Regions from separate parts of the Homo sapiens genome. Here region 1 is linked to region 2. Evidence: read pairs that join two places in POLR2A ChIA-PET (ENCODE). Cell type or tissue: GM12878. All regions are shown on one strand. Each heading gives the region's core, and the rest is flanking DNA. Links, peaks and the distances in the headings are about the cores only. Region 1 overlaps USP3 (ubiquitin specific peptidase 3). Region 2 has its middle 29 kb from the start of USP3.

Region 1 (16,136 bases), core at 4,423-12,422, 53 kb before region 2:
GCACTCCAGCCTGGGCGACAGAGCAAGACTGTTTCAAAAAAAAAAAAAAAAAGTAAAAGACCTGGCAAACCACTGACCCTTTCTTCTTCCTTTTGATGGGCACCTTCCTATCATACAATTATCGACTAAGGACAATGTGGAAAGGATTCTCACACCATTTCAGTAGAAAGTAAATTAAAATTGTTATCTGGACTTCTCTAAATCCCCATCTCTACCCAGTAATGCCTTCATGTAACATTCAAGGGCTGTCTGACAATAAAAAATATCTCCAAAGTGATCCTTTAAATGGCTTATATCCCCTCCTTTAATGTCAACAACCTTCTGAATCAAGGGAAAGCTGATTAAAACAAGAATTGTTCATCATAATTTACTAGTCACAGAAAGAAATTTGCTTCACACCAAAGTTAAAACTGCAGAATATACTTTCTGAGCATAACCAAATGGATATGGATCATTAAGCATCACTCACAACCTAAATAACCTAGTTCTAAGTAGTCACAAAAATAGATACCTACTTTGTCATTTATATGAAATAGACATGAATATTATATTACAAAGAGGGAACAGAACCTGTTGCCAACCTCTTTTTAAAGGATACTAAAAAAAAAAAAAATAGCACTGGAAGCGGTGGCTCATGCCTGTTAATCCCAGCACTTTAGGAGGCCGAGGCAGGCAAATCACCTGAGGTCAGGAGTACGAGACCAACCTGACCAACATGGTGAAACTCCGTCTCTACTAAAAATACAAAATTAGCTGGGCATGGCGGCACATGCTTGTAATCCCAGCTACTTGGGAGGCTGAGGCAGGAGAGTTGCTTGAACCCGGGAGGCAGACATTGAGGTGAGCCGATATTGCGCCATTGCACTCCAGCCTGGGCAGCAAGAGCGAAACTCTGTCTCAAAAAAAAGAAAAAATAGCCTGGAAAGCTACGTACCAAATTCTTGACATTCACCTTTGGGGGAGTAGAAGAGGAGCGTGGAACTGCACTGGGAGAAGGGAGACTGTCAGAATAATTTTTTTTTAAACAAAGCAGTTAAAATTTTTAAGATTATATGACAAAAATGTTAACTGGACCAGGGACAGGAGGAACATGGGTTTGTTGAGTTATTTTGAACATGGGTTATCACATTGTTCTTCAATTTAAAATAACACAAGAAAAAGAAATTATAATAACAAAGAAATAGATCTATTTCCTTGAAGCTAGGATGGATGAGGAACGGGAGGTGGGAGAGAAAAGGAGGCCTAGAAGTTGAAAGGAACAATGCAAAGTAAAATCTGAATGAATAAAGATAGGCGTTCCCAATGGCTCCAGTCCTCCGTGAATCCTAACAGTTGTAAAAGGAGGTAACAGCAGTAGTAACTGGCTTAGAGACTGAGGGAAGGGAGGGGAGGAGAGCACACTTGCACACAGTAAGAAATCTCATTTCCAGAAAATGTTAACTTACCAGTATGTACTGTAGCTACTGCAATCCATACATACTGTGTGCTGAACTTTATCTTGCTTTTCTGATTTCTTATGGTTGGTTAAAGGTACTTGTGCATCTTCATAATGTTTTTTTGCATGGCCATTCACATACCTTACAAAAACCAAATGAAAATTTACTTTAAATATTGCTTTGGAAATTAAAGGAGTAGGAAATGATGAAATTAAATATTAATCAAATCAAAATAAAGAAATCCTATAACAGCAGTCAATCATGTAGTGATTTATTATACTGAATACTTAAAATATGCTCTTTTTTTTTTTTGAGACGGAGTCTCGCTCTGTTGCCCAGGCTGGAGTGCAGTGGCACGATCTTGGCTCACTGCAAGCTCCACCTCCTAGGTTCACACCATTCTCCTGCCTCAGCCTCCCGAGTAGCTGGGACTACAGGCGCCCACCATCACACCCAGCTAATTTTTTTTTTTTGTATTTTTAATAGAGATGGGATTTCATCATGTTAGCCAGGATGGTCTTGATCTCCTGACCTCATGATCCACCCGCCTATGCTCCTTTTTTGCAACCAAATACTATAGTCAACTTTTAATTATATACAAGAGTAGGCTCAGGCAAGGAAAGGCATAATCTATGCAAATTGGTTTCAGTACCATAGATATTATTTATAAACTCCTTTGCTGCTGCTTTCACTATAGCTTTTTTTTTTTTTCTCTCAGACCACTAACCCCCAACTTGGGCTATTATCAAAGACAAGCTCTGTTAAGTAAATTACTCAGCCACTTCCCACAGGGCCATAGACTCTGCTCAAGTTGCTGCTTAACATAAAGTGTGAGAGTCAGAGAAACAGGACAATGTTCCATCTCTCACCAATATAGCTTCCAGTCTTTTATTTGAATGCCTGAATAATCAGCTCCTCTCATATGGAAACATGTTTGTTTAGAAATAATCCAAACAAAACACAAATCACCTTAAGCTTACAAAAACTGCTATTTCTCTACATGGACAAAGATAATCAAAAGTTGATTATGTTCATAAAAATTGTGTAACACATTCCAACTCAGATTTAGTATTACAGCAGGCACAATGAAACTGAAATAAGGCTCCATATGCACATGGTGTACACCCAAATCCATCTACACCTTCGTCTAGAGACTGCACAATTCTGTCACTAACCACCAACGTGAAGACCCTTAAGAAGCAACATTTCCCAGTTCCTAGAAAGCAGCCAATGTGTGGAAGGCAAGGCCTACTTGAAAACTCAGTCAAAACAAATGTTGGTTAAATGGTACCAAAATAAACAGATGCAGAGAGTTAGATGACATTTTCATCATGAGGCACCTTAACTGCACCAGGAAAAACACTTACCTTGGAGGAAGTAGGAGAGTTACCGTAACTGGGAAGGATCAACTTCAAACCTAGCCCCTCTACCCAGGAAAACTGGGCACATTCAAGGCACTATTAACCTCAACTTGGAATGTGATCACGTTCTTTCTCCATTTTTTCCCTGTACTTTACACTTTTGCATATACCTGAGTCCTCTGTTCATAAAACTGTACTAAAATGAATTTTAGAGTCAAATAATGATTAAGAGGATAAGCTCAAAAACTAGACTGCCTGGATTCAAAATTAGGCTTTATCACATCCTGGCCATGAGAGCTTGGATGAATTATTTAACCTCTCTGTACTTGTTTTCTCATTTGTAAAATGGACGTAATAGTACTTTGTGTCTCATGGGTTGTTAGGTGATTACATAATCCATAGTTCATAACAAATGAATGTTAGCAATCATTTTATTAGCATTCTTCTTTCTGTGCTTAACTACTACTCATTCAGAATCCAAACAACAATTGCTTAGAAGGTGGGCACATTTAGCACATATTTCAAGATAACATGTAACTGTATAGGTCAAGAAACGCTATTTAATAAAATGTAAGGCTGGGTGCAGTGGCTCACGCCTGTAATCTCAACACTTTGGGAGGCTAAGGCAGGCAGATCACTTGAGGTCAGGAGTTTGAAACTTGCCTGGCCAACATGGTGAAACCCCATCTCTACTAAAAATACAACAATTAGCCATGGTTGGTGGCACATGCCTGTAATCCCACTACTTGGGAGGCTGAGGCATGAGAATCACTTGAACCCAGGAGGCAGAGGTTGCAGTGAGCCGAGATCACCCCACTCCACTGCAGCCTGGGTGACAGAGTGAGACTCTGTCCAATAAGTAAATAAATAAATAAATAAATAAATAAACAAATAAAAGGCAAACTCTAAGGTATCATATAGGTTCAATACTTAATCTTAATCACCTATTCTTATCATATATATTTATAATACTAAACCATGAAAAACAACAGTAATTCATTGCTACAGTAATAATACTGAATAAGCACATTACCACTTGCACATTTTTGAGAACTCATCATCTTTACATAGTCCATTTAACTACAATGCTGTAGTTTCTAAATGTACTAGATGTTTAAATAGTTCCGGTGCATATCAGAGATAAACTAAGAAGTAGGAATACTGATATTAAGATTAGCAATGTTTTGCCTGATACCTAAATATATTAGTCGAAGAGGTTAACAGTTTTGTATAAACTAGCTAACAGGAAATTAAATATTTCCCTCATCTAGTTTTGGATTTTAACTAGACATTTTGGTCTACAGCACAAGAGGAAAAATTTCACTACATATGTCACAAATTTCTAATAACAATCACAAAAATTTGAAAAATAACTTAAATGGGATGGTGTCATGAAGACCAGCAGAATTTATAACCCATATATGCTATTGATAAACTATGTTTCCTAGTGGGAAGAATATTCACTTTACGATTTCCCTAAAGACAAGCAGTCTAAAATTACCAAAAAATCAATAAATTTGGCAATCAACACCTGGGATTACATGATAAAAGAATATTAACCAATCAGCTATGTAAAATGGAGATCCAAATTCAGGCTATTCTGAATTTTCTGTTTAATCTACTTCATCACATTTCTCCAAAACTATGTCAAATTTCTAAATTTAAGCTTGTTTGCAATTGACAACAGTCCACCTGCAGAGGCTAGAAATTTTTCCATTTATTTTTCCAAAACCTATTTTAGTTTGTTGTTTAAGAACATTAATCTCTAATTTTTGAGTTTGTCAGGTCTTTTGATTGGCACATGACCATCAAGATTTAGGTTGTAGAGCACTACGAGACTTCTGGAGAACAGAACTACATAAATTTTATTGCATTATAATTCTCACCTCTCAAAATCTAGGAGAGGAATCTGTCTCTTCAACTGCAGAATTTAAGTGCTTCTACTTTTCTTCTTTTTTAAAAAAAAGTTATCTGTACAAAGTATTTTCAGGTTCCCCAAATCCTAGAGATTTCAAAACCACAACAGCCACAATTAAGAAATGCAGTTAACATTTTCCAAAGGTACTCTTAAGTGCACATGGAAAAAATACTCAATTCCAGGACTCAAAATGTGAAAAATCAAAACTTCACTGAACAAAGAAAGATGCTCTCTTCATGCAATGAGGATTTAAAAATAACAATGGGGAAATATTCTGGATAAATACAATATAGATTTCAGCCTATGGGACTCAGTATGATTTCTCATTTCCTTACTGCTAAGCTATTAACTTCTAAAGTAAATTCAAAGTAGATTTTCTAAGCTAGAAGAGCAGTGGAAATAAATGTGCTGCTACCAGGCAAAAAACCACAGACAATATACTTGAGTTTGTGCTAGAAGAGTTACTATTTAAATAATATTATTTTGAGGCCAAGAACTGGGAAGAAATGCTCAGGTTTAAACTGGGGTGGGGTGAGGTAGAAGATGTTGTCCATAGAAAGTAGTATTTTAATGGAACAATGAAACATTTGGTATATCTTAGGAATTAATAATGAACTCCACAATGAGATCATTTTCAAAAGGAATTCGTTTATCTGTAAATATTTTAAGGGTTTTTTTCTTTCCCAGAAGAATGATATCATACCTGGGATTTGATACAAAAGTCAGTAGAGGTGGGGATGGGGTAGGTAATAGGTGAAAAAAGATTGCCATGTGTTGATAATTGCTGGGTGAATGGGACATGGGGTTCAATTATACCATCTCTATGTTTGTGTGTGCTTAAATTTTACCCTAATAAAAGGTTTAAAAAACAACCATTAGGTAAATTTGTACTTCAAGAATTCCCTTAGCTCATCTTTCCACTCAAATATTATTAGCAGATTGTCTTGGTCATCAAACTAATTCTTCTGAGTATCAATACGAAGAGTTTTTCTCCCCTAGATGTTTTCCCCAGTTGTATCACAGAACAAAGGGATTCAACTGGAGAAGGAAGCCCTACAGGGAATTATGCATTATGATTAACAATGGTACTAAATCCAAATCAATAAAACTCTGACATAAAGCTTAAAGACAAATTTTAAAAAGCAAATAGGTCAGTGAAGTAATAAGTATGTCACCTACCTTCCACAGTGGACACTTGAACAAGTCAAACAGACCCAAGGGCTTTTGTTGGACCGGCACACTAATAAAAAGAAAAATACACAATATACCAATTGCATCATGTTATTTCCCAATTTCTCCCCATTTTCCTGTGATTAAGTTATAAATTCCATGGCTATGTAGGAATGCTGAAGTTGCAAATCCGTGCTTTGTGAATGCATTTACACAAAATGGCTGCCTAATTAAGTTATACTGAAAAGAATTTAAATGCATGTCCACAACAGCGGCTCATTTTAATTGCTGACTCAACCCAAATAGCTTAACCACGTTAAACACATATACACTTGTCTCCTTTATTACTTATTCCCTTTTGCTACAGTCTCTGACAAGTTAACGACAGTCTATTTTCCTATTAAAAAACATTTTTTAAGTCTAGTCATTTAATCACATGTCATTGCCATGTAGGTCATAGACCACTACAAATGACAATTCTTTCAGTTTATTTACTAAGAGGCACAACATAAGGTTACAATTAGGAAATCTGAGCCTAGTTTTCCCAAAGTAATTCTTAGTTGCATAAAATATATGACAACTGCACATAATTCTTGCTGATGGTATAATCAAGACATTAATGATTTTAGTTGATGTATTATAGTGGTGGGGAAGGCAAGAAGGTATGGAAATGAAATATTGATTAAAATTTTGCTTGCTGTCTACTCATTCATTTTTTAATAAGTCCTATATAAGTAACAATGATATTTAAAAGGGAGGGATATCAAAATCACCTGGAAAGCTTTTTGAAAACACCTATGTTCTACTCAAGGTTATCTACATTGGCGTGGGGAAGGAAGTACAAAGAACATGTATATTTTGCGCAAAGTAGCTTCCCAGGTGACTTCCTAATACAGCCCCTTGGGAGCCACTAGTCAGCCTCCTAGAGGCATGGGAGGAGCACTGCAGCACAACCACACAGGATCATAGTAACCACCTAGCACGTTGTAGATGCTCAATAAATATTTGTGGAAGAGAAAGTTTAAATTTCTTAGTTTAGGATACCCATCTCTTCCAAGATCTGATCTCTACCTACATTTCTCTTGCCCAATCCCGTATCACAACAGGCCTTTCTCACTGTTAAAAAAAAATTAACCGAAACTGGAAATAAGGTGAATGGAGAACTGTAAGCCCTTTCAGCGTACACTGAAACACTGTTTAATAGCTCCTCCCAAAGATAGTTAATTATAGTACCACTGACCTGCTTACTTGACCAGGACCCAAATTCTATGAAATTACAGGTAATGGAGTTTTTACATAATTTCTGTCCAGCAGACTCCAAAGGTTACAATTATACTACCCTGTAGGATATTAACCAGTTTTGTATCTAACCTACCAATTTTATTTCAATGTTTTTTTCTTCACTGTCTATACACACTCAGTTCCCAAATACTCTTGGAGCCAGCTTTACCATCTTACTACTGGTTCCCTCATTAATGAGTTAAATAAATCTTTGACTATGTTCATCCTATATTTGCATGAGAGGAGGGGACAGGAGGTGAGAATAGGAGAGCACAGTGATTACTGCCTGAGGGACTCTACAGTTTGGCCAGTACAGAACTTTAGTTTTGAACATGAAAGCTTTGAGTGGTGAAATCCCCTTCTAGTTGCCAAAGGCCTTCCCTTTTCTTAGTGCATTCGCATATTTACATTCAGTATGAGGGCCATCCTTGAAGGCACTGAAGGCATTTTTTACTCAACTGGGTCTAATTTTGTTACATGTGCACGTAAACCACATGACAGAAAGGTGCGGAAGAATACCTACCAAACTGCTAAAACAACTCTGTTAGGCAGGTACTTGGGAAGACTTATTGTGAGGGAGACTGCTGGCTTTTTATTTGTACTCCCCTATGGTGTTTGCCTTACAGCAATGAGAATATGATGTTTTTACAGTTTGAAGAGAAAGCCCAATAAAATGTATCTTACAAAATAAAAAGTAAACTAGTACACAGCTTACTTGAACAGCTATTCATGGTTTGAGGTATGATTTGGAGTACTGAGATATTATGAATATTTTGTTTCTCCAGTAAAGCTTTTTTCTCTTAGTAAATATTAAGAACTTTGGGGCCAGGTGCACTGGTACGTGCCTGTAGTCCCAACACTTTGGGAGGCCGAGGCAGGCAGATTGCTTGAGTCCAGGAGTTCGAGACCAGCTTTGGTAAAATGGTGAAACTCCATCTCTACAAAAAATACAAAAATTAGCCGGGTGTGGTGGCACGTGCCTACAGTCTCAGCCACGTGGGAGGATCAATTGAGCCCAGGAAGGTGAAGCTGCAGTGAGATATGACTGCACTACTGCACTCTAGTTTGGGTGACAGAGCAAACTGTGCCTCAGGAAAAAAAAAAAAAAAGATGGATGTAAGGAATGAAGGAAGGAAGGAAGGGAGGGAAGGAGGGAGGGAGGGAGGCAGGGAGGGAGGGAAGGAAGGATGACGGTAACTCAAATCTGGGAGAAAAAAACTCTTATAGGTTAATATTATCCTGAAATAATTACGTTACAATAGTAAGTTTAGGCCCAAGGTTGTGTTTTTGTTTTGTTTTGAGAAAGGGTCTCACTCTGTCGCCCAGGCTGGATTGCAGTGGCATGATCACAGCTCACTACAACCTCTGCCTCCCAGGCTCAATTGATCCTCCCACCTCAGCCTCCAGAGTAGCAGGGACTACAGGCATCTGCCACCACGCCTGGCTAATTTTCTGTTTTTCTTTTTGGTAGAGACAGGGTCTCACTATGTTGCCTAGACTGGTCTTGAATCCCTTAGCTCAAGCAATCCTCCCTGCCTCAGCCTCCCAAAGTGCCCAGATTATAGGTATGAGCCTCTGCACCTGGCCTAGGCCCAAGTTTTTAACTACCCAGGATATTTTTTTAATTATGGAGGATTTTTGTCCCTCCTTTGTACGAGGAAAAAGAAATCTGGAGCAGAATCCCTGTGACTTTGCTTTGGGTATGTTTCCTACCAAGTGTTCCTTTCTTCCTCACTTTAGGGTTGTAAACCTACACACAGTACACACAATTTGGTGATCTCCTTTTCCCCACTCAAGGTGCATGAACACATTTCTTCATGTTCCTGCATTTAGAACAGGGTATTATAAAGCTAGTCTTATAATATCAACTATCTCACAAGGCTTTAATTTTTTTTAATTTCTCAATTCAATAACACATTTTAAAAAACCAAAAAACTCTAAGACTGAGGGGGTCAAGAGAATGGGAAGTAACTGTTTAATTGGTATAGAGTTTATTTTGGGGTTATGAAAATGTTTCGGAACTAGATAGAGATGGTACTTGTAAAACAATTGTGGATGTACTAAACGCCACTGAATTGTTCACTTTAAGATGGTTAACTTTATGTTATGTGAATTGTGCATCAATTAGACAGACAGATACGTAATGATAAGGAGAGAAAGTAAAAGGGAATAAAGTACTGACTTCCAAAATCATTGGAAACAAGTGACTATGGACTGTGCCTTTTAATATATCTCAAAAAAAAGAAAAAAAAAAAAACCACTTTACTACCTGCCAAGTGTGGTGGTGATTGCATCTGTAGTCCCAGCTACTTGGGAGGCTGAGGCAGAAGAATCACTTGAGCCTAGAGTTCGAGGCCAGCCTGGGCAACATACAGTACTCTCTGAGGGCATAATACAGTCACACCAGATAAACATTTGAAGGCTAGAAAGATACAGAGGATAGGGTATTATGAGGGATTCTGAAGCCAATAAATGGCATTGCTTTGGGGAATATTCACTCTGTTTATACATGCTTCATCCAAATTAAGAACCTTTAATGTACCCAGGACAAATATAAAATAGACTGAAAAACACTGGCTTTAAATTAAACTCTCAATTATTGTTAAGAAGAGAACAGGTAATTGTACAAATAAAAGAATACTACAGATAATCTTAAAACCATTTATTTTAATCACCTTTAGGGGGACTATCTTATTATAAAAGGTAGTTTCAATTTATAGATAGATGAGATTCAAAAGTTTACCTGCAGGATAAACACATTTCCCATGGAAACAGTATTAAAGGTTTCCAGGGTCGTCTGTAAAGCCCTAAATGAAACATAATATAGCTGAAATACTCATATACACACACATACTGATACCCACACAATAAAACCACACAGTAATAAAAATATTTTTAGGCTCTGAATATAGTATCTATTTAGCAAAACATAAAAATGTTAAACCAAAGTGTTTATTTTTTTAGTCTTAAATGCTGGTACATGAGAGAAAGGGTGATAAGGATAGACACTTGTGAAGGCTTAAAAAGTTAAGTCTGGGAATTTATAAGGGCTCTTTAATACATCCAATTACACTTCAAGGTGATGTCAGGGAAAAGGAAGCCATGCAATTTATTTCTCACACTTGGCCATAGCGGTGTGACTGGGAGTCTCATAAGTGAAACTCATCTTTTACTCAGATTGTAAAATTTCCTCAAACCAAGATACCCCGTCCTCCAGCAAATTTCTTCGGTTTACTTGGATTCTTCCAACCCTGACTGCAGTGTCTCACTTCTCAGTCCAGAGGCTGATACTCACTAGGCTCCTTTCACTGCCTCCTCTTCAGCTACGGCTTCAGAATCTTCCTCTGTCCCTGTTCTCACCTCAGCCTCAAGCTCTTCAAGATGGCAGGAGGGCTCCTTTGCATGGAGGAGATGAAGAAGCTCTATCCTCTCCTGAGCTAGAGCCATTCTCCAGAAGGTAGAAGCTATCACATATGCTGGGCCATGGAGAGGGTGGGAAGAGCCCCAGCCTCTAAAACATGTCTCAGACTCAAGTCTTCCTCCTAAAACCACTTAAACATTTAACTCTCCTGAAAACCAGATGAGAACCGAAGGCACACAAAGGCATCTAAGTGACCTAGAGGCCAAAAGTGGTTTAGTCCGTGCTATACGGAAGGGCAGATGGCCCTTTATCAAGAGAGACCGGAGCAGAAACCAGGGAGTTCTGTGCCTATAGAGGCCTAATTAATCCATGCATCTTTTCAGGTTGTGTTCACAAGAAAAGGAGTTCTTAAAACAAAAGCACATCCACACTGAATATGTTATTTCTACATAGCCACTGATCTTCAATATCCTGTTAGTATGCATACAGAGAATCTCATAATAGAGGATATTTGATATTCGAGGCCTACCAACAAGTCTGGAATTCTAAATTTTTGGACAAAACATCATACATGACCGCTTATGACACAACTTCATCACTGTCTCTACACAGAATAGTTTAAGCACATGGCACTGACAGGTAAGCCATTTATAGTGCATCCATTATTCACAGCTGTTTCAACTGGGAGAGAAGGCTCTTTTTCTTCTCAAGAATTCAGAAAGATGAGGATCAGATGACCGGGATTCTAGTTCTGGCTCTACCATTACTAGCTACAGAAGAGAGAACATCACTACCATTCTGGGTCTATTTCCTTAGTGTAAAATGAAGAGTAGGTGATGATCATGTCCCCTCTAAATTATAAAATTATTCAAAGAACATGCTGGGCACAGTGGCTCACACCTGTAATCCCAGCACTTTGGGAGGCCAAGGTGGGAGGATTGCTTGAGCCCAGGAGTTCAAGACCAGCCCGGGCAACACAGGGAAACCCCATATCTACTAAAAATAAAAAAAGATTAGGCGGGCATGGTGGTGCACACCTGTGGTCCCTGCTGCTCCGGAGGCTGAGGCGGGAGAATCCCGTGAGCCCAGGAAGTCAAGGCTGCAGTGAGTCGAGATCACACCACTGCACTCCAGTCTGGGCGACAAAGCAAGACCCTGTCTCAAAGTAAAATAATTTAAAGAACATAAGGACTGGCAAAAGTTAGATGAAACAATCATATCATCATCCCCCATAAATAAAATCCTTCCAACTCTACTTTCTGCCTAAGTCTCTTAAAAGGCTTAACAAAAAGATTAACTGCTAATGTAGTATAATTTTCTAAACCAATGGTTTTCAAGTTTTTTCTTGCCTCCCATCATCCCTGAGACACAAACACATTGCCCATCAGTAACAGCAACTCACTGCAACAAGGGTGTGGGAAGTATGTGGAATCACTGTTCAAGATCATTACAGACAAACATGCTGCTACAACAGTGAAACTCAAGAACCACCCGCCTACACAATTTTTAAAGTGCAACACTCTAAAAATATTAGCAACCCATAAGGAAACATCTAGGATATGTTTTTTAAGCAAGTTCATTTTCATTTAGTTAACATTTATATAGTACATACTGTGTGCTATATACAGGTGCTAATTAATCTTCTACAATCCAATGAGGTACAGACCATCATTTGGTCTGTTTTACAGAAGAGGAAACTGAGGCACAGAGCAGTACTGTAACTTGCTAAATTACTAAGTGATAGGGCTGGAAATTAAACTCATAGAGTGTTTCAAGGCACTGACTGTTGCAAAGCAGTCGTCCAGGAAACTAAAACTTTTGTTTTAAAAAGATAACATGCTATGTGTTTCTGAGTCTATGTATGTACTACATACCGGCATATAAATTTTTTAAAGACTGGAAGTAGCTGTTATCAGCTATGTAAAAGGAATAACATGGGGATAGGAGCCACTATACTGTTAAAAGTTTTTCAAACAGCATTATTTCTTTTATAATAAAAATTAAATTTAAAGTGTTTTAAATTTAAAGATACTGGTATTATAAAGTCCTAATAAAATGAACTTATTCTAAATTTTCAAGCATGAGTGGAAAGTTAAATCAAAATCCAAGATTATAGCTCTATGGATTTGTAAAATTATAATCAATGAAAATTTTGAAATTTTGCAGCAGTTATTAAAACACACACATACATCGTGAAAGTATCAATAGTAAAACTGTTATTCCTCTTAAAACTGGAGGATAGGGCAGTATCATCATAAAAATTCTATAAACATTCCAGTACATATAAGTAAAAATATATTCCAGACGGACCTAACTTACCTTCCAAATGAAACATTTTTAGATGCTTAAAAGCAAGACATAAAATCTTCTGTACACTATAAATCCTCTCTGAACTGCATGTTCACAAGCCTATTCTATGCTGAAATTTCAGAAGTCTCTTCTATCTATAACTTGAGTCCCTTGAAATTATTAGGGGGAGGAGTTGGTAAAGTCACAAAAAGAGAGCAAGAACTGAGCCATAATGTAATCCAGAAAAGAAGGAATCAAGCTACATGAAGCAACTGCCAAGGTGCCCAGGCAGTCCGAGGGCAGCCAAAATCAGTGTCTGATGTCTCCCCAGCCCCAACAATGCTGCTCATTCTGAAAGAGGATGGTTAGGTTCCCAGGGAACAGGGCAACAGGAGAGTTCTCATAAAGGGCAACAGGAGATACTTAGGGTCAAAGGGGTGACCAATATAGAGCTTGGGAAGCCAACCAGAGGTCCTGATACTGGGGAGGAGACCAGGCATGAGCACCAAATCCAAAGTGGTCAGAAGTGGCCACCTGGGACTCAAGGGCAAGATCACAGAACCAAGACTGAATTCAGGTCCAAGGCAGGAAAGATAAAATTATGAAGCAAAGTTTATCTTGGTTGCCTTTCCACTTTCCCATGAAAAATTTTTCCACTTTCCTCCTTCTGGGGGCTCTCTTTTGCCTCTATCCCTTTCTTATTCCTGACAATCAGTCTCTTCTGAATCATTATATAAAGTAGGCTTACATTTGCTGGTAAAGTCAGTTCAGCATTTCTTGTAACAACCCTCTCCTTTTTGCTTAATGGCCTTGTGGTAGATTAAAGATGGCCACAAATTCTTTGACATTCTTCCCATGGAGAGACAGGGTCTATGTCCTCATTCTCCGAATCTGGGCAGGCTCTGTGACTGCCCCAACGCACTGAATATGGCAGAAGTGATTCTATGTCAACCTGCAACTCCAGGCCTTATGAAATCCACAGCTCCCTCTTGCTATTGCTTGAAATGCTTGCTCTTGGGAGAGCCAGCCGCCATGTAAGAAGTCTAATTACCCAGAGACCAACATGCTGAGAGAAGCCCAAACCATGTGCAGGGAGACTGGGGAGATTATGACACCACTGGGGGACAGAGAGACACCAAGGAGCACAGAGGTACCAGACAGGTGAGTTAAGAAGACTCCAGAACATCCTCCTCCAAAGTGTCTTCTTAACACACGTCTGGTAACTCTGTGAGTCCACGTTCTCCACCTGATGCAATCCCAGGCAAGTTCTTCCTGAATTCTTGGCCCACAAAATTATAAGCAAAATGAAATGGTTGCTTTAGGCTTCTAGGATGTATGGCTGTTTGTCATGCAGCAACAGATAACCAGACCACCACTTAACAGAGGGAGCAGTATCAGTGATGCAGCATCATCCACACCCACCAAACAACTCACTGGAATGACTGACCTGTTGTTTAGGAAAAGTGAGGATGCAAAAGAAACTTCAGAAGGTTTTACCCAGTAGGATTCAAAGCTATCCAATGACTATACTACTCCCTCTACAACAGAAGTAGTGAGAGTAAAGACTTGATATTTATCTTCAACTAAGCTGCCACTGTCCTTTGGACTAAATCTTTGTGTATCACATCAATATTTTAATAACTCAAATCTAGATGTGCCACCTCTATCTCAGGACAACCTAATTCTTGAGCACAAACATCATTCCTAACAATAACTCAGTAACAAGTAAGTTTAAAACCTTCAAATTTTCAAAAGCACTATTTCCATAGAAATCCCAAATTCTAGGTAAAGATTCTTAAGAAAGTGCCATAAACAGTGGCAGAAATTCCTTTTGTCTTCATTAAAAGGCACAAATCCTTATCCTTCCTTCCTTTTGCTTCTTTGGATTATGTTACTTAATAAGCATTCTAGGAAACCCCAGGCTTTACTGAAGGTTGAACTTGGAAAAATGCTTCTAAATAATTACAAGACTTGAGAACATTACTCATTCTGCTTCTATTTCTCTTTACCCCAAGAGTTCTGACATATTCCTCAGCCAGCATGACTTGATCCCCATCATGCCCAGCAATGCCTGATCCCAGGCCTTTGTAAGCTGGAACTACTCACAATTTTCTCACAAAATTCCTAGCAAATTGTTCCACAACTGACCTAAAAAGGAAGGGGCACAGTGACCAGGAAACTCTGCTCCACATTGTTTTAGCTGAACTAGCCAAATTCCTTTATCACCTGCCCTTGAACCCTTCGAGAAGAATTCCTTCCCTCTTTTATACAAAAATGTACCAAACAGAATGAGTTGCCTTTGTAGGAATTTGTTCCACTGCAGACTCAAAATAAATATGATACAGGTCATGTGACTTGTATCAAGCACGGGCTTCAGAACCAACTGTCTTAAAGTTGTAGCTCTACTATTTTATTCTATGACCTTACGCTAAGTTCGTTCCAGAGCCTGCCTCCTCTCTGTGAAATGGGTCAAATCCCACCTTCTACCTCACATGGCTATGGTAAAGATTTCATGAGATAAACTACATAAAGTGCACACAGCACAGGGCCTAATCAACGGAAAGCACTCAGTGAATGTCAGTTCCATTCCCTCAAAATCCTCCTACACCAGAATTAAATTAAATTATATTCAAAACACCAAATACTCAATTTTAATAAGCTTATTTCAAAATTGATGTAACTGTTATAACCACCTTAAATGTCAGAATCATTAAATTTTACGTATCTAATGTAAAATACTTCAGGAAAAATGCATTTTAGAAGCACATTTTAACAGATAAGGTTTAGATAATAGAATGCCACTCAGGTAAAACATTTAAGTACAGAAGCAACTCAAGTGTCAAAACTTTATTAGAATACATCAAACTCAGAAGTATTCAGAAAAGACATTAAATCCTGGTTCACTAATCTCATCAACCATAATATACCCTTGGTATCTACTTCATTTAGTGCACTGCCAGTACATTATCAGTATAGCAATGAATAAAATGTCAAAATTCAAATGAACAAAGATGCTAAGTTCTTTAATGTGAACTGTTCTATATTCCAATATCCAATAAAATGGGGTTACAAGCCAAGTCACTTAGAAATACATTTTAATTTCTAACTTTGTTTTAGCAAAGAAGTGAGTAAGAATTTCATATCACACCAGATTTAAGATATGGTTATCAGCTTATCTTTATGGACAAGTAGGTTTTAACCTCTACCCTAAATAATTCAATTCCTCTTCACTCTATTACCTGGTTCTCTTTAAGGAGCAATATCCTTGGTTTAGCAACATCCTTAGAGGCTAATTTTGAGACTGTGCTTTAGCCTACTTT
Region 2 (16,136 bases), core at 3,221-11,220:
AAAGGGAAGATCTTTTATAAATTTGCTGGATTCTCTGTGGGTTTGTGTTTATTAACTCCCACCATTTGCAAAGTATTTTGTGGTGGCATAAACATCATTTTAAAACAGGAAGTTAGCTTTTAGTCATTAGTCTGAAATCAAGTGTTTCAGAAGAAATGAAAAGGCTTCAGCCAGAGGAGACTTTAACATGACAAAAGTCACAACAGGAAATTAGGTGACTCTGGCTTGGCCTCTCCATTCACAGCTTTTGGGCATGTTCATTCATTTTGTCCATCTCTTAAATACCTACTTTATGCTCAGCCTCATTTAACACTCTAGTGTACACCAGTCAAAGAGCTACTCAGTCAAACTGCAAGGACTCTGTTAATACACAGGCTTCTCATGTACAAAGGTGGGGAAAAGAGGCATTATTTTCACTGCTATACAAATATTCTGATGTGTGAATGAACCATGATTCATGTATTCATTCTCCTGATGATAGACAACATTTTGGGTTGTTTCCAGTTCTTTTCTATTGCAGACAATGCTGCAACGAACAATCTTGCACAACCCCGTCGTGCACATGTACAAGAGTTTCACTAAGGCAGCAGTCCTCAAAGTGTGATCCAGGGACCCACAGGGGTCCCCAAGGCCCTTTCAGAGGGTCCACACGAGCAAAACTATTTTCTTTTTATTTTTTCTTTTCTTTTTTTTTTTTTTTTTGAGACATAGTCTTACTGTCACCCAGGCTGGAGTGCAGTGTCACAATCTGGACCCACTGCAACCTCTGCCTCCTGGGTTCAAGCGATTCTTCTGCCTCAGCCTCCTGAGTAGCTGGGATTATAGGCGTGCGCCACTATGCCCGGTTAAGTTTTGTACTTTTAGTAGAGACAGGGTTTCACCCCAGGCTGGTCTCCAGCTACTGACCTCAGGTGATCCACCCACTGTGGCCTCCCAAAGTGCTAGGATCACAGGCGTGAGCTACCGCTCCCAGCCGCAAAACTATTTTCATAATAGTTTTCACTCTCATCCTGTCAGGGGTATGCTGTGGAGTTTTCTGGAGGCTGCATGACACATCCACAATTATCTGAAAAGGCTATTAAAATACTCCTACCTCTTCTAATTACATATCTGGGTGAGGCTGGAATTTTCTCATATACTTCAACCAAAACAACATATTGCAACACTTGAATACAAATAGAAATTCTAGCTGTCTTCTAGTAAGCCAGACAATAAAGAGATCGTAAAATATGAAACAATGCCTCTCATCTCCCTAAATTTTAACATAAATAGAATTTTTTTCATAAAATGTGTTAATATCCATTGAGTTTATTTTTTATTTTAAAGCTGATTTTAACTTTTTTAAACTTTTTAACTTTTTTCAGTTTTAATTTCTAATACTGTAAATATAAATAAATACAGCCCACGTGAACAAAAGCTTTTTGGGGTCCTTGATAATTATTATCAGTGCAGTGGCATGATCACAGCTCACTGCAGTCTCAACCTCCTGGAGTCAAGCAATCCTCCCAAAGTGCTGGGATTGCAGGCATGAGCCACTGTGCACATCCTGATAATTTCTAAGGACATAAGAGTCCTAAAACCAAAAAAATATGAGAAGTAGTGCCCTAGGGTATATATACCCAGGAGTTGTGACGTAGGTGCATATTCATCTTTAAATGGTAACTCTAATAACCACTGATGATTAAGTTCAATTTGATATCATTTGTATAGAGCCCCCCAAAGCAGTACAACTAAACTTTATACAGCTCAGAAATGCATGCAGATTGCTAAAATTGAAAAAAAAAAATAGGCAAGGTTAAGCTCAAAATGTAGGATAGTTGGCCAGGTGCGGTGGCTCACGCCTGTAATCCCAGCACTTTGGGAGGCTGAGGCGGGTGGATCACAAGGTCAGGAGATCGAGACCATCCTAGCTAACACAGTGAAACCCCGTCTCTACTAAAAATACAAAAAATTAGCCGGGCGTGGTGGTGGTCCCCTGTAGTCCCAGCTACTCGGGAGGCTGAGGCAGAATGGTGTGAACCCGGGAGGTGGAGCTTGCAGTGGGCTGGGATCATACCACTGCACTCCAGCCTGGGCGACAGAGCAAGACTCCGTCTCAAAAAAAAAAAAAAAATTGTAGGATAGTGGTTACCTTTCACGGAGAGGCAGGGGGATGGAGGGAAAAGGGACAGATTGGACTGGTCTGAGGTACAGTGTTTAGTACTATGCCTTATAACTCACAGATATGCTGCCTTTTTCTTTCATATGTGTTAAATATGACATACTTTCTTATTTACTAAAAATAAGAAAGAAACAGTTTCTGCCCACAAGAGGCTCCCTGTCTGGTGATTGTGAGTGGAAATCACATTCCTCTTCCCTCTGAGTTTCAGCTCATTGAGAAACTGATCAGGAATCAGATCAGCTGAAAGTCCAGGCTCTATTATCTGCAAAGCTGGATTAAAGAATGTGGAGGCCAGTGGTTTTCTCCTCCTTCCTACCTGATCCAGATGGTCCTGTGCAAACCAGGGAGTCCCCTGCTGACCTCTCCACAGGTGGCAGGATCTGTCTGGTGGAGGAGGAGACCCAAAGTTATGCAGGCATTAGGGGATGGCGCCTGTGATATCAAAACCCAGATCTATCCTCCTCCAAGGGTGATGGCTTTTGCTGACCCTTCTGGGCCTCAGTTTCCCTTCCGTAAAAAGGGAGTAACATCTTACAGATGTGTCATGAGCACTAATCGTGTATCCTAGCACAGGGGTTGGCTTTCCTCCTTCCCTTCAAGTGCAAGGTCAGGCTACACCCCTAGGATGACTGTACCCACCTCTCTGGGTTTGGCTGTTCTCAGCCACTTTCAGGGCAGAGATCTATCCTGAGAGGGCAATACTATGACTCATGTCACAAGTGACACAGCTCATTCCACATCATTAATTCTCCCATGTTTCTAGGGCTTACATTTTATCTCCTCATTGGGAAACTGTAGGGGAACCCCCCTCCCTCCCTCCCTCTCCTTCCTTCCTCCATTTACTCCCAGGCTCCCCTCAGACACTTGCACTCTGGGACTTGATTCAAAGCCAGTCATTTACCCCAGGCAGCAGCTATGAGAAACCAGGTAGACCCTCCAAGCAACGAGCTAAGAGAAACATCCCCAAACAACCAGAATGGGCCCTCGCACTGTGCCCTCCTCCTCTCAGACACCAGACAACGGTGGGCTCATCTGGGCTGCATTTAAGAGGCTGATGGCCCTGATCTGCAAGCCTGGTTTAGAACCTGCCCGTTCAATTTGGATTTGATTCTATTCAATTAGATTTAATTCCTTCCAACAATGAAGTATCAGGTGCTGGGCAAGACCAGTGTGTTTAAACCTCTGAGGCTCACCTCCCCAGAAAACAACTTTGTCAGTGACAATTCCAAAAGTGGAGTCTAGTTGAAAGGTATTTTAACTGGGACAAGGAATGGAAGGAGAGGGAACTGCAGGCTATATGGGTTTTGTCATGATTGAGGAATCGATCATGACTGCTCCTCCCACTGAGGCCTCCAAGCCTCACCAGGGAGATAGGGTATTCACATCAAACAGGCCAAGGCCACAGAGGGCTAGTCACCCCTCAGTGTAGTTTAGAAACCTGTGTGTGCTGCGGAGCAGGAGCAGGAAAACCAAGGGGAAAAAGAGCACATCATGAGAGGAGAAACAGTTAAAGCTGTCCCCTTTGATATCCTCCCTATTGGAAAATTCCAATTCTGACGTTCCAGTTCTTTTTTTTGAGACAGAGTTTCGCTCTTGTTGCCCAGGCTAGAGTGTACAATGGCGCGATCTCGGCTCACTGTAACCTCTGCCTCTCCAGTTCAAGTGACTTTCCTGCCTCAGCCTCCCAAGTAGCTGGGTTACAGGCATGCGCCACCACGCCCGGCTAATTTTTGTATTTTTAGTAGAGATGAGGGCTCACCATGTTGGTCAGGCTGGTCTCGAACTCCTGACCTCAGGTGATCCACCCTCCTCGGCTTCCCAAAGTGCTGGCATTATAGATGTGAGCCACCTCGCCCGGCCTCCAGTTCATTTTAAATACATTGAAAAATATATCCATCTATTTTGAGGGAGCAAGTCTGATCACAAGACAGTAGGGAGAGGTATCAAGGTGAGCGGGTGAGAATGAAACAAGTTACACTAATTAGTAAATTGCAGAAGACACTGTACATGTCAGCCAGACCTCTAAAGAGACAAAACAAGATCAAGACAAAAAACCCCAGCAGATTTGAAGAATGTTTACATTCTTGCAACCACAAATGGGAAGTGAGCTCAGGGCCCAGTGGGAGTTTAACAAAATAAAGTTCAAAGTGGAGGCTGCTCTGTGCATATTCCACCCCCTGGTTGCCCTGGCAATGAAACATCTGCCTTACAGTAATGAAATCATATTGAGAAGAAACCCACAAGCGCAAGAGAGCGTCTTTGCCTGCAGACTTGCTGTTGATGTTGCATCTGCCTGCAGCCACCACTGCTTTACTCACTGACAAGGTGCCTAGTGGGAAACCCCAGGAACCTAGGCCTGGGAGGTCTCAGGAGCTTCACCTCCTGGAGGCCTGCTCGAGGGGCTTGGCCTCAGAGACCTGCACTCAGGAGGGGTCAGAGACAGTAGAACTTGGGGTCCGCTCCCTGGCTAGCTAATTAATTCTTGAGCATGTCTTGGAGACGTCGCAGAGAAGGCAAAATGAGTAAGATGAGATCCCTGTTCTTGAGGGGCAGAGAAAGTAGAGGTGCAAATACACAATTAGTTGTGAGAGAAGGCCAAGTTGAGAGGGCAAACAGAGTCCTACAGAAACTCTTTTCTTCTTCATTATTCTTTTTCTTTTTTTTTTCAAGACAGAGTCTCACTCTGTCGCCCAGGCTGGAGTGCAATGGCGCGATCTTGGCTCACTACAACCTCTGCCTCCTATGTTCAAATGATTCTACTGCCTCAGCCTCCCGAGTAGCTGGGATTGCAGGCGTGCATTACCACATCCAGCTAATTTTTGTATTTTTAGTAGAGACCTGGTTTCACCATGTTGGCCAGGCTGGTCTTGAACTCCTGACGTCAAGTGATCTGCCCACCTCCGCCCCACAAAGTGTTGGGCTTACAGACAGCCGTCACACCCGGCCTTCTTTTTCTCATATAGAGGTCATGTTTTTATGGAAAGAAACTTAGCAAGGATGAAAATAAGCCAAAGGAAAAAATTAAAATCACTCCAAATCACATCAGCCAGAGAGAACCACCATTAACATGTTAACATTACCATTAAAGGTGTATCTTTTCGAATGTTTTCTTATGCAAATAGATGAACATGTTAAAATATATATTTGTTCTGTCTATATAAACATATTTTTTCTGAAACAAGATTATATTACATATAGGATTTTGCCCTTTGGCACCTAAAAATACACCATGAGTATATTTTCAGGGAGCACATATATACAACTGGCACCGACATATTTAATATCTGCACTGCTTCCATTATTTGACCTTAAAATAACTTAGCCAACCAAGGTGGAGAGATGGGAGGTTGCTGTCCTTTCCCTCAAGTCGAGTGACGGGGTTCCAATGGCAACACACACTGAGGTGCACAGAGCCCACGCTGGTGTCAGACCCCGCTTGAGAAATCTCAAGGGCATGCAGTCTGGCTGGTAGCTGATGGATAGGATAAAGGGCAGAAGCTGTGCCAGGATCAGCCACCACTCCCAGGATTGTCAGAGTCCAGGATTCACAAGCATTTCCCAAGGACCACAGGCCCAGAGAAACAGGCTGCTTGGTGATCAACATAAAGGTTACAGCAGAACGGAGCTTGCACTTTATTTGGATACTAATGAGCGCCCATTGGGAGGCTAAGGAGGGAGATAGTTCTCTTAGAGCCTGGTGGTAGGAGATGAATCTCATTGTGTGTAAGACACCTGGAAGAAGGGAGACAGGAGACCAGGAAATCAGTTCAGAGGCTGTTATCAAAGTCTGAAGAGAGACATTTCCTCCTTCTACAGGAGTTACAGAATCTGGGCTCAAATCCGACCTCTCCCACTGATGAACTTGAATCAGTCACTTCACTTTCCTGAGCCTTAATAGCTCACCAGTAACATGGGCATAAAAACAACCTCAACGACGTATGAAAATGTTTCACAACTTGATAGAAGTGGTGGTTGTACAATATTCTGAATGTACTAAATGCTACTGGATTTTATACTTTAAAATGGTTAATTCTATGTTATGTGAATTTCTCCTCACTTAAAAAACAGAATAGTCCCTAGGGTTGTTGTGAGGATTAAGCAAATCTGGTGGGTTTGTCTGAATAGTCACTCTTTTTCTTTTCTTTTCTTTTCTTTTTTTTTGTGACGGAGTTTCACTCTTATTGCTCAGCCTGGAGTGCAGTGGCACAATCTCGGCTCACTGCAACCTCCGTCTCCCTGGTTCAAGCGCTTCTCCTGCCTCAGCCTCCCACGTAGCTGGGATTACAGGTGCCTGCCACCACACCTGGCTAATTTTGTATTTTTAGTAGAGACAGGATATCACCTTGTTGACTAGGCTGGTCTTGAACTCCTAACCTGAAGTGATCCACCAGCCTCGGACTCCCAAAGTGCTGGGATCATAGGTGTGAGCCACCACGACTGGCCTTTTTTTTTTTTTTTTTTTTTTTTTGAGACAAGGTCTCGCTGTGTTGCCCAGGCTGGAGCGCGCAGTGGTGCGATCTAGGCTCACTGCAACCTCCGCCTCCTGGGTTCTAGTGATTCTCCTGCCTCAGCCTCCCAAATAGCTGGGATTACAGATGCACACCACCATGCCCAGCTAATTTTTGTATTTTTAGTAGAGATGGGGTTTCACGTTGTTGGCCAGGTTGGTCTCTAATTCCTGACCTCAAGTGATCAGTCCACCTTGGCCTCCCAAAGTGCTGGGATTGTAGGCATGAGCCACTGCAACCAGCCTGGATAATCACTCTTTTTTTTTAGACAGAGTCTCACTCTGTCGCCTGGGCTGGAATGCAGTGGCAGCTTCTTGGCTCACTGCAATCTCCACCTCCCGGGTTCAAGCAATTTTCCTGCCTCAGCCTCCCGAGTAGCTGGGATTACAGGCATGCGCCACTATGCCCAGCTGATTTTTTGTATTTCTACTAGAGACAGGTTTTCACCATGTTGGCCAGGCTGGTCTCGAACTCCTGACCTCATGATTCGCTCACCTCAGCCTCCCAAAGTGCTGGGATTACAGGCGTGAGCCACCGCCCCTGGCCCCGAATAGTCACCCTTATGTGAGCAAACATGAAACTGCCTTTCCATCCGGCTCCTGGCCACAGCCTGATCCCAGTGCTGGTGAGGAGAGGGAGGGTCTCCACCTGCTTCAGTCAGAAGTCCACTGAAGAGACAGTATCCCCATGGGTGCTCTACAAAGTGTCCTAGAGCAGCATTCAACCTGGCTCCCACCATGGAGGACACCAGAGGGGGCAGCCACATCGGTGCTGGTGTTGGTGTGGGCGGGAGGACTAGCTATCCCTCCTTCCAGAGCTCCTTCAGTGCTGGCTCAGCCGAGTGACCACCCAGGCTGCCTGAAGGTTCTTGCCTTTCCAGACCCCCAGCACCTAGCTAATGTCTCTGCTTCCTTTTGAGGGTCCCTTCCCATGTCCTCCCTGCTCCTGGTCTTCCAGCTGCTTAGGGAGAAGCCATTCTGCTGAATTCCAATCCAGAACTTGCTTTCTCACTCACCACTATTTAAGAGACAAATGTAAATCTCCTCCCCTCTGACCTCATGCTCAATAAGTCATTGATTCCAGCCTAACATTTTCTTTCACTGACTCAGTGAGGACAGATGACGTCTCTCATTGATGGCTCCTCCCTCATCTATCCCTGGTCTGTCATGGTTATCACATGATGAACTCTAGGAAAATAGTCATTGAGGAAAAATGGATGGCAGAGAGCGAGGAAAAAGAGACCTTCTTAACATTTGTTCACAAGCCAGACTATGTCGGCTAAAAGCACACCCACTAGCCCTTTGCTTGCTAGCACTTTAGACATCTGGATTTTCTGGAGGGAGCTGTTGCAGGAAGATAGATGTAAAAAAGTTAGGGCTTTTCAGATGGCAGTGGAAAAGGAAAGGCCAAGAGGCCAGTCTCAAGCCCCCTGCCCTCCTTCTAGCTAAAGCTAAAAGTGCCTATCACGCTGAAATGACACAGCGGAAGAAATGGCAGTGACCTTGCCTTCCTGGTTTCTGCATGAAGAGCTTCTACCCATACTTCTGGGAAGCTTTGCCCATCCCCCACAAGGAGATGTTAGGACTCCCTCCTTTGTGCTCCTCAAGGGGTTGTGCCAAGGCTCCATGCGATGTCAGGCGTGGAAGAGCAGAATGCTTCGCACAGGGCCCTTCCTCTCTCCCCTGCGGGAATGCTTCCCATGAGGGTCGCTGGACATCATGTGGGTATGTGAATTGACAGTCTAAGCTACGAAACACCGTGTTAAAAATAATACTTATCTGGCTGTGTAGTCAGTTGCTTGTACCTATACCTGAGCTGTGAGCTCTTTGAAAACAAGAATATTTTATTTATTTAATTTTATTTTTAAAAAGGAGGCTGGGCACAGTGGCTCACGCCTGTAATCCCAGCATTTTGGGAGGCCAAGGCGGGCGGATCACGAGGTCAAGAGATCCAGACCATCCTGGCCAACACGGTGAAACCCCGTCTCTACTAAAAATACAAAAATTAGCTGGGAGTGGTGGTGTGTGCTACTCAGGAGGCTGAGGCAGCAGAATCACTTGAACCCGGGAAGCGGAGGTTGCAGTGAGCCCAGATCGTGCCACTGCACTCTAGCCTGGGTGACAAAAGCAAAACTCTGTCTCAAAAAAAAAAAAAAAAAAAAAAAGGAGCGTCAACACCTAGCACAATGCTGGGCACAATGCTGGGCACAAAGCACACACTGATGGACGTGGAGGGCAGGGGGACTGTCTTCAAGCAGACCCACACCTGGGCGGGAGGGCTGGCACCTGGCTCTTTAGAGCAGCCCTGGCTAGCTTTGCCGGAGTCGAGGCCCCTGGCTGGCTGCTCATCTTTCCTTGGAGATGACTGTCATCTTGCTTGCTTTGACCTGCTCCCAGCAGCTCTTGTTACTAACTCTACAGACTCCTGGCACCTCCCACCTGCTCATGCAGCACTCAACCATGACCCGTTTTCTCAGTTCCTCCTACCACCCACTACCGGCTTCTCTAACTGGACTAGTCCTTGCTTCCCCAGCACTGACCACTGTATGACTGACACACGGTGTCTTAGCAAGCCAGGACAATCAATGGATATCACATTATGGAGACCATCAATGCTATGGACTGCTGGGCGAGCAGTAGAAGAGAGAATATGGGTAGACCTGGGTTCAAATCCTGGTTCTGCCACTAGCTAGCTGTGTGACCCTTACCAGTTGCTAAACTTAGAATCTCAGTTTCTCATCTATATATGGGGATTAAAATGAAAAAACCCAAACCCTATCTCATAGGGTTACTGTGAAGAGTAAATACTGTGGCACATATTAAGTCTCTGGCCTTGTGCCTGACACTTGGCAGATTCTCAATAAGTGTTTGTTCTCTTCCCTTCCTTTTTTTCCACCAAGATCTCTTCCAAGTCTAAAAGTCCACAAGCCTTTGAAACATATGTTCCCTTGTCAAACTATAACTTGGGAAGGTCAACAAGATGCTAGAAAGTTTATCTTTCCCAGAGCAGCAAGGATCCCAGGTGACAGAAGCAGCCTGTGTGTCCCATATTACCCTGGAAAAGATCTCTCATTCCCAGTCCAAAGTCTGACTAATGAAGAGAGGGTGTTGTAGGCAATCAGAGTTCATAAACCACACTTGACTAAGCAGATGAAAGCAGGTTCAGTCTGCAGAGAAGCTGTGAGAGAACAGAAAGCCCAGAGAGGCCTGGGAATGCCCCCTGGGGTTGAGAGAGAGAGAGAGCAGTGACCTGAGAGTAGATGTGTCTGTAAACAACTGGGAGCCAATGGCTTAGCCAGGAATCCTCTGCGCTGGGTCAGTGAGGAGCCTATAGCCTCCCACACAGACTCCCAGGAAACAGATGGGCAGAAGTGAGGGCAGCATTCGCCCCGGCCCTCTTCTTCAGGCAGGTGAAATGGATCGGTTTTGGAGATGTCAAAATGAACAGAAAGAGGAGGAGGAGGAGGCAGTAGCATCATCTTCTGTTAACCCCAAGAGCAGTGGTTCTCAGAGCAAGGTCCCAGGGCTAGCTGCAACACCAGCAAATCTGGGGTTGCTAGAAATGCAGATTAGCAGGCCCTGCCTTAGACCTAATGAATCAGAAACTCTGGGGCTCAGACCCCGCAATCTGCATTCTATTAACACAGACTCTGATGCACACTAAAGTTTGAGATCCATTGGCCAGATGCTTTTGTTCAAAAATGGGAAACTTCCTTCCCATTTTGAAGCAGTGGGAGATGGCATGACGATGGAATGGTCATAACCTTTAGCGACAAGATCTGAATTCAGATCCTGGCTCTGCCCCTACATGGCAGTACGATCTTGGACAAATCCACCCACCTCCCTGCACTCTGATTTCCTCACGTGTAAGATGTCTACCTTGCAGGGTGTGGTTAGGTGGTTAGGTTTAGAGAGAATGTAAGGGAAGCACTTTTCAGAGTGCCTGGCACAAAGTGGGTGATCTCCATCACCACCGTCATAACCACCACAGCTGTGGACAAGCCTCCGGGCGAGTAAGAGCTGCATGCATTTAGGGAAAATCACCAGGCCACATGGGACCCATCTTGCTTTCTGAGTGTTTAACATGTTGCTCAGAATGGCATTTGATGCCACTTATCACCTGGCTCCATCTTCATGAAGTTGGGAACCTAAAGACTTAAAGATAATATTTCCTTTTCAAACTCAATGAGAAACACATCTCTATCTAATTTGGACATACCAAGTGAAACCTCAGTGAGAAAAACCACTCTCATTATAATCTGACCTCAGTGTTTTCTCACCCTACCCCTTTCTCTGTTCCTTTTGGGTAAATCTCTTAAGCACACTGTAGCAATGGGCAAATATTTGTTGAGTGTCAAATGAGTGGATTGGCTCAATTTGACTTTAAAATGCCCTGCTGTTGTGCAATACAAAGAACCAAATTCGTGATTGGGCCTTTAGCCTCCTGAGCTGGAAACATGATGGGACTGACCGTAGCACCCATGTGGGTAACATATAAAAATCTTGGGGAATCAGACACTGAGGGGGCTGTATGAGACCAAGCTGGCCAGCACAGGTCATGTAGGTGGTGGTCTGAATTTACAATGAGATGGCTATGGCTCTCAGTTCCTGATAAAGGCCCTAGCTCCAATAAAGTTCAAAAGAAGTGGACACTGGACACACCCTACCTTCTTCTTATCATTATTATTATTATTTTTTTGAGACGGAGTCTCGCTCTGTCACCCAGGCTGGAGTGCGGTGGCGTGATCTCGGCTCACTGCAACCTCCGCCTCCCGGGTTCAAGTGATTCTCCTGCCTCAGCCTCCCAAGTAGCTGGGACTACAGACGTGTGCCACCACGCCTGGCTAATTTTTGTATTTTTAGTAGAGACGGGGTTTTGCCATGTTGGCCAGCTGGTCTTGAACTCCTGACCTCAGGTGATCCACCCGTCTTGGCCTCCCAAAGTGCTAGGATTACAGGCATGAGCCATTGCGCCCAGCCCACTTCCCCACCTTCTAAACCAACTAGGGGCTTACCCTTGCTGACCAGTCACTTGGTCCCACGGCCTCTGCAATGCAGAGCAAACTGGAACGAGAGCACCAAAAATGTCCTGCCAGTTTGCCTCCTAGGGGTGTGAATGTACATATTGCCCTTCCAGTTCTGGCCCAACGGGCTTAATTAATTCAAGCCCTCAGCATCTTCTTTTACCTCCAGATACCTCGATAGTCTCCTGGGTCTCCCCGACTCCTATCGTGCTCATTTCTACTCATCCTCCTCACTTTTTTTTTTTTTTTTTTTGAGATGGAGTCTTGCTTTGTTGCCCAGGCTGGAGTGCAGTGGCGCGATCTCGGCTCACTGCAAGCTCCGCCTCCCGGGTTCACACCATTCTCCTGCCTCAGCCTCCTGAGTAGCTGGGACTACAGACGCCCGCCACCACGCCCGGCTAATTTTTTGTATTTTTAGTAGACACGGGGCTTCACTGTGTTAGCCAGGTTGGTCTCGATCTCCTGACCTCGTAGTCCGCCTGCCTCAGCCTCCCAAAGTGCTGGGATTACAGGTGTGAGCCACCACACCTGGCTCGTCCTCCTCACTTTCTACAACATCTAGCTCATCATGTCACTGCCCACCCCCTGCTTACAGGATGAAGTCCCAACGCCTTGGCAGGGCATTCAAGGTCCTTTGCAATTTTGCCACAACCTACATATCCATCTTTAGTGCCCATATCCAGTACCTCAGCCACACCTGCCTCCTGCCTGTTAGTGCCCTACTCACTCATACCTACTGGCCACTGACTAAAAGGCCCTTCCTCCTATTGTCTGCCTGGAGGATTGTGGCACCTCTTTCTAGAACATGCTCAAATGCAGCTTTCTGTGAAATGGGCCACCATCTCCTGGTGGCTTAGAGACAGGGCCTTGGTATGTTGCTCAGGCTGGAATACAGTGGCTATTCACAGGCATGATCATAGCTCACTGCAAGCCTAGAATTTCTAATTGCAAGTAATCCTCCTGCCTCAGCCTCCCGAGTAGCTGGATCTTCAGGTGCTAGCCAGCTGAATGCTTTCTTAAGTCTTTACTCGGCCTGCAATTAATTCCATTCCCCACCTTTTCCCACCCACAAATTCCCAGTCTCCTTCAGCATTTGGATCTACTGTCACCTTTAAATTGTTTAAAAATTATTTTTGACACAATTTCAGACTTGCAAGAAAGTTACAAGAATAGTACAAATAATTCTTGTATATCTTTCAGCCCGATACCCTAAATATTGTTTGTGACATTAACCTTAACCTTCCACCCACCCAACTACCTACCTATCTTTTTTTTTTTCTTTTTTTTGAGACAGGGTCTCACTCTGTTGTCTAGGCTGGAGTGCAGTGGCACTATCTCAGCTCACTGCAACCTCAGCATCCTGGGTTCAAGCAATTCTCCTGTCTCAGCCTCCCAAGTAGCTGGGATTACAGGCGTGTGCCACCACGCCTGGCTAATTTTTGTATTTTTAGTAGAGATGGGGTTCTGCCATGTTGGCCAGGCTGGTCTCAAACTCTTGACCTCAGGTGATCTGCCTACCTCAGCCTCCCAAATTGCTGGGATTACAGGCATGAGCCACTACGCTGCTTGCCTGCCTGCCTGCCTGCCTGGCTGGCTGGCTGGCTGGCTTGCTTGCTTCCTTCCTTCCTTCCTTCCTTCCTTCCTTCCTTCCTTCCTTTCCTTCCTTTCCTTCCTTTCCTTCTCTCTCTCTTTCTCTCTTTCTTTTTTCCTTTTTTTCTTTTTTTTGATGGAGTCTCACTCTGTCACCCAGGCTGGAGTGCAGTGGCGTGATCTTGGCTCACTGCAACCTCCGCCTCCCGGGTTCAAGCAGTTATCTGCCTCAGCCTCCCGAGTGGCTGGAATTACAGGTGCCCGCTAATTTCTTTGTATTTTTAGTAGCGACAGGGTTTCACCATCTTGGCCAGGCTGGTCTTGAACTCCTGACCTTGTGATCCACCCGCCTCGGCCTCCCAAAGTGCTGGGATTACAGGCATGAGCCACTGCGCCTGGCTGCCCCTACCTATCTTTCTATGTACTGTATCTAGAATCATAATTTTACTTTTTCTGAACTGTTTGTGAGTTACTTTACAGACATTACTCCCCTCTACTCCTTTGGTGTATATGCTTTGTAAAACCAAGGACATTCTCTTAGATAAGTATAGATAATCATCAAAATTAGGAAATTAACTTTGGTACCAACTATTTTATCTAATCCACAGATCTTATTCCGATTTCACAAATTTTTCCCAATAAAGTTTTTTTTTTTTTCTTTTCAGAGACAAGGTCTTGCTCTGTTGTCCAGGCTGGAGTGCAGTGGCACAATCATAGCTCGCAGCAGCCTCAAGCTCCTGGCCTCAAGTGATCCTTCCACCTCAGCCTCCCAAAGTGCTGGGTGTACAGGTGTGGGCCACTGTGCCTGGCCCCAGTAAAGTTCTTTAAAGCAAAAGAAAGTCCAAGATTAGACACCACATTTAGTTGTCATGTCTCTTTAGTATCCTTTAATCTAGAACAGCTTCTTCTTCTTTCTTTTTTTTTTTTTTTTTTTTGAGACGGAGTCTTGTTCTGTCACCCAGGCTGGAGTTCAGTGGTGCAATCTCAGCTCACTGCAAGCTCTGCCTCCCGGGTTCACGCCATTCTCCTGCCTCAGCCTCCCGAGTAGCTGGGACTACAGGCGCCCACCACCACACCTGGCTAATTTTTTGTATTTTTAGTAGAGACGGGGTTTCACCGTGTTAGCCAGGTTGGTCTTGATCTCCTAACCTTGTGATCCTTCCACCTTGGCTTCCCAAAGTGCTGGGATTACAGGCATAAGCCACTGCACCCAGCCTCCTTTTTGTTTTTCATGACAACATTTCTGAAGTGTCTAAGCCAGTTATTTTGTAGAAAGTACCTCATTTTGGGTTTGTTTGATGTTTCCTTGTGATGAGTTCTTGTTGTACTAATTTGGCAGAACTATCCCAGAGGTAATGCTCTGTTCATCTCAGTGTGTCATATCAGGAGGTATGTGATGTCAATTTGTTCCATTTCCCGTGATGTTAATGTGGGTCACGTGGCTGATTTGTTGCTATGTCTGAGTCCTCCCCCTGGCCCATGAAATCCTTCTCAAGGTCAAAGAGAGACTCGGCCTGATTCATCCTGGCATCATGGTACCTGAGTACTTAGAATGTTGGAAGGTGAGGAATGAACACTTACAGAGCCCCTCCCACGTGCCCAGCTCTGTGGTTGCTTCTCATTTAAGACTCACAGCGACCCCATAATTTATCCTCATTTTACAGGTGTGCTCAGTGAAGATGAATAATTTGCCTAAGAACACTTGACTGGTAAGTAGCAGATCCAGACTCAAATCCAGATCTGTCTGCCACTTCCCATAACACTAATTCCCTGGAACTAATACACCTAGTCAACATCATGCAATGCTTTGAATGAATATTTTTTTTTAATGAAACAGAAAAATCTAACACCAAGATGACCAAGAAACTTAACACCTTTCTATATCAGCAAGGATTCATTTTTTCCTTCCTTTTTATTCATTTATCCCTTCAACAAATATTTATGGTGGGCTTACTATGCACCAGATGGTGTTATAGATAACAGGGCTATAATAGTGAATAAACAGCTTACATTCTAAATACTAGAAAACCCAGCTAAGGTCATTTCAACAAGAAAAAGGCTAGCATTAGAGTAGCTTCAAGGTTGGTTAATTTAGTGACTCAAAGGTGTCATGGCTAAGGTTTGGGTTCTCTGAGACTCTTTTAGTCTTCTCCTTTGGTCAACAAGGTGTTTGCTTTAGTTTTAAGCAAGACATCCTCAAAGGAAACACAGGGGATGTTCCTGTCATTGTCCCTTTATATGAGCAAAGAAAGTCTTGCTAGAATCCTCCAGGCTGACTTCCCTTCCACCTCATTGCCAGAACTATATCATCAGCCCATGCCTAAATCCATACTTGGCAAGAGGATTGAGCCACTATGCCTGGCTTAGGCACTCTGGACTCACACCCCTACCCCACTCCAGACTACCTCTGAGCTCAACCTTCCCCAAAGCATTTGGTCATCAGAAGAGTAGGCAAGTGAACAAAATTGCAACTTTTTTTTTTTTGAGACGGAGTCTCACTCTGTCGCCCAGGCTGGAGTGCAGCGGCGTGATCTCGGCTCACTGCAAGCTCCGCCTCCCGGGTTCATGCCATTCTCCTGCCTCAGCTTCCTGAGTAGTTGGGACTACAGGTGCCCGCCACCACGCCCAGCTAATTTTTTGTATTTTTAGTAGAGATGGGGTTTCATCGTGTTAGCCAGGATGGTCTCAATCTCCTGACCTGGTGATCCTCCCGCCTCAGCCTCCCAAAGTGCAGGGATTACAGGTGTGAGCCACCGTGCAACTTTCTTTTAAGAAGGAAATAGGGGAAAGGTTGTTAAATAGGCTACTGACAAAATTTTTCAAATCTCCCCTCTCCTAGTTTACCAAATATTTA

Evidence for each region. ChIA-PET counts read pairs that join two places held together with the same protein. Peaks named below come from ENCODE experiments on the same cell type or tissue, not always from the same donor. Only the 100,000 strongest peaks of a DNase experiment are listed, where the experiment ranks them.
Region 1: POLR2A ChIA-PET joins it to region 2 with 14 read pairs; 11 of 35 experiments call an interaction of 5 or more read pairs at or near these places.

What each region holds. Positions count from the first base shown.
Region 1 is chr15:63,522,466-63,538,601 of GRCh38, reverse strand. USP3 (ubiquitin specific peptidase 3) reads right to left here. Exons shown (of 15, transcript NM_006537.4): 2 at 5,895-5,955; 3 at 1,446-1,577. Among named protein-coding and RNA genes, the nearest start is that of USP3, 26 kb to the right of the region's middle. RefSeq lists an enhancer at 7,618-7,667. In GM12878, for the core only: no CTCF peak of the experiment used is centred there; a DNase peak (open chromatin) is centred at 7,531; H3K4me3 peaks cover 1,359 bases; H3K27ac peaks cover 980 bases.
Region 2 is chr15:63,468,014-63,484,149 of GRCh38, reverse strand. No RefSeq gene overlaps it. Among named protein-coding and RNA genes, the nearest start is that of USP3, 29 kb to the left of the region's middle. RefSeq lists enhancers at 2,582-2,731, 8,752-8,871, 9,462-9,771, 10,692-10,751. In GM12878, for the core only: no CTCF peak of the experiment used is centred there; DNase peaks (open chromatin) are centred at 4,289, 9,159, 9,879 and 10,859; H3K4me3 peaks cover 2,341 bases; H3K27ac peaks cover 5,396 bases.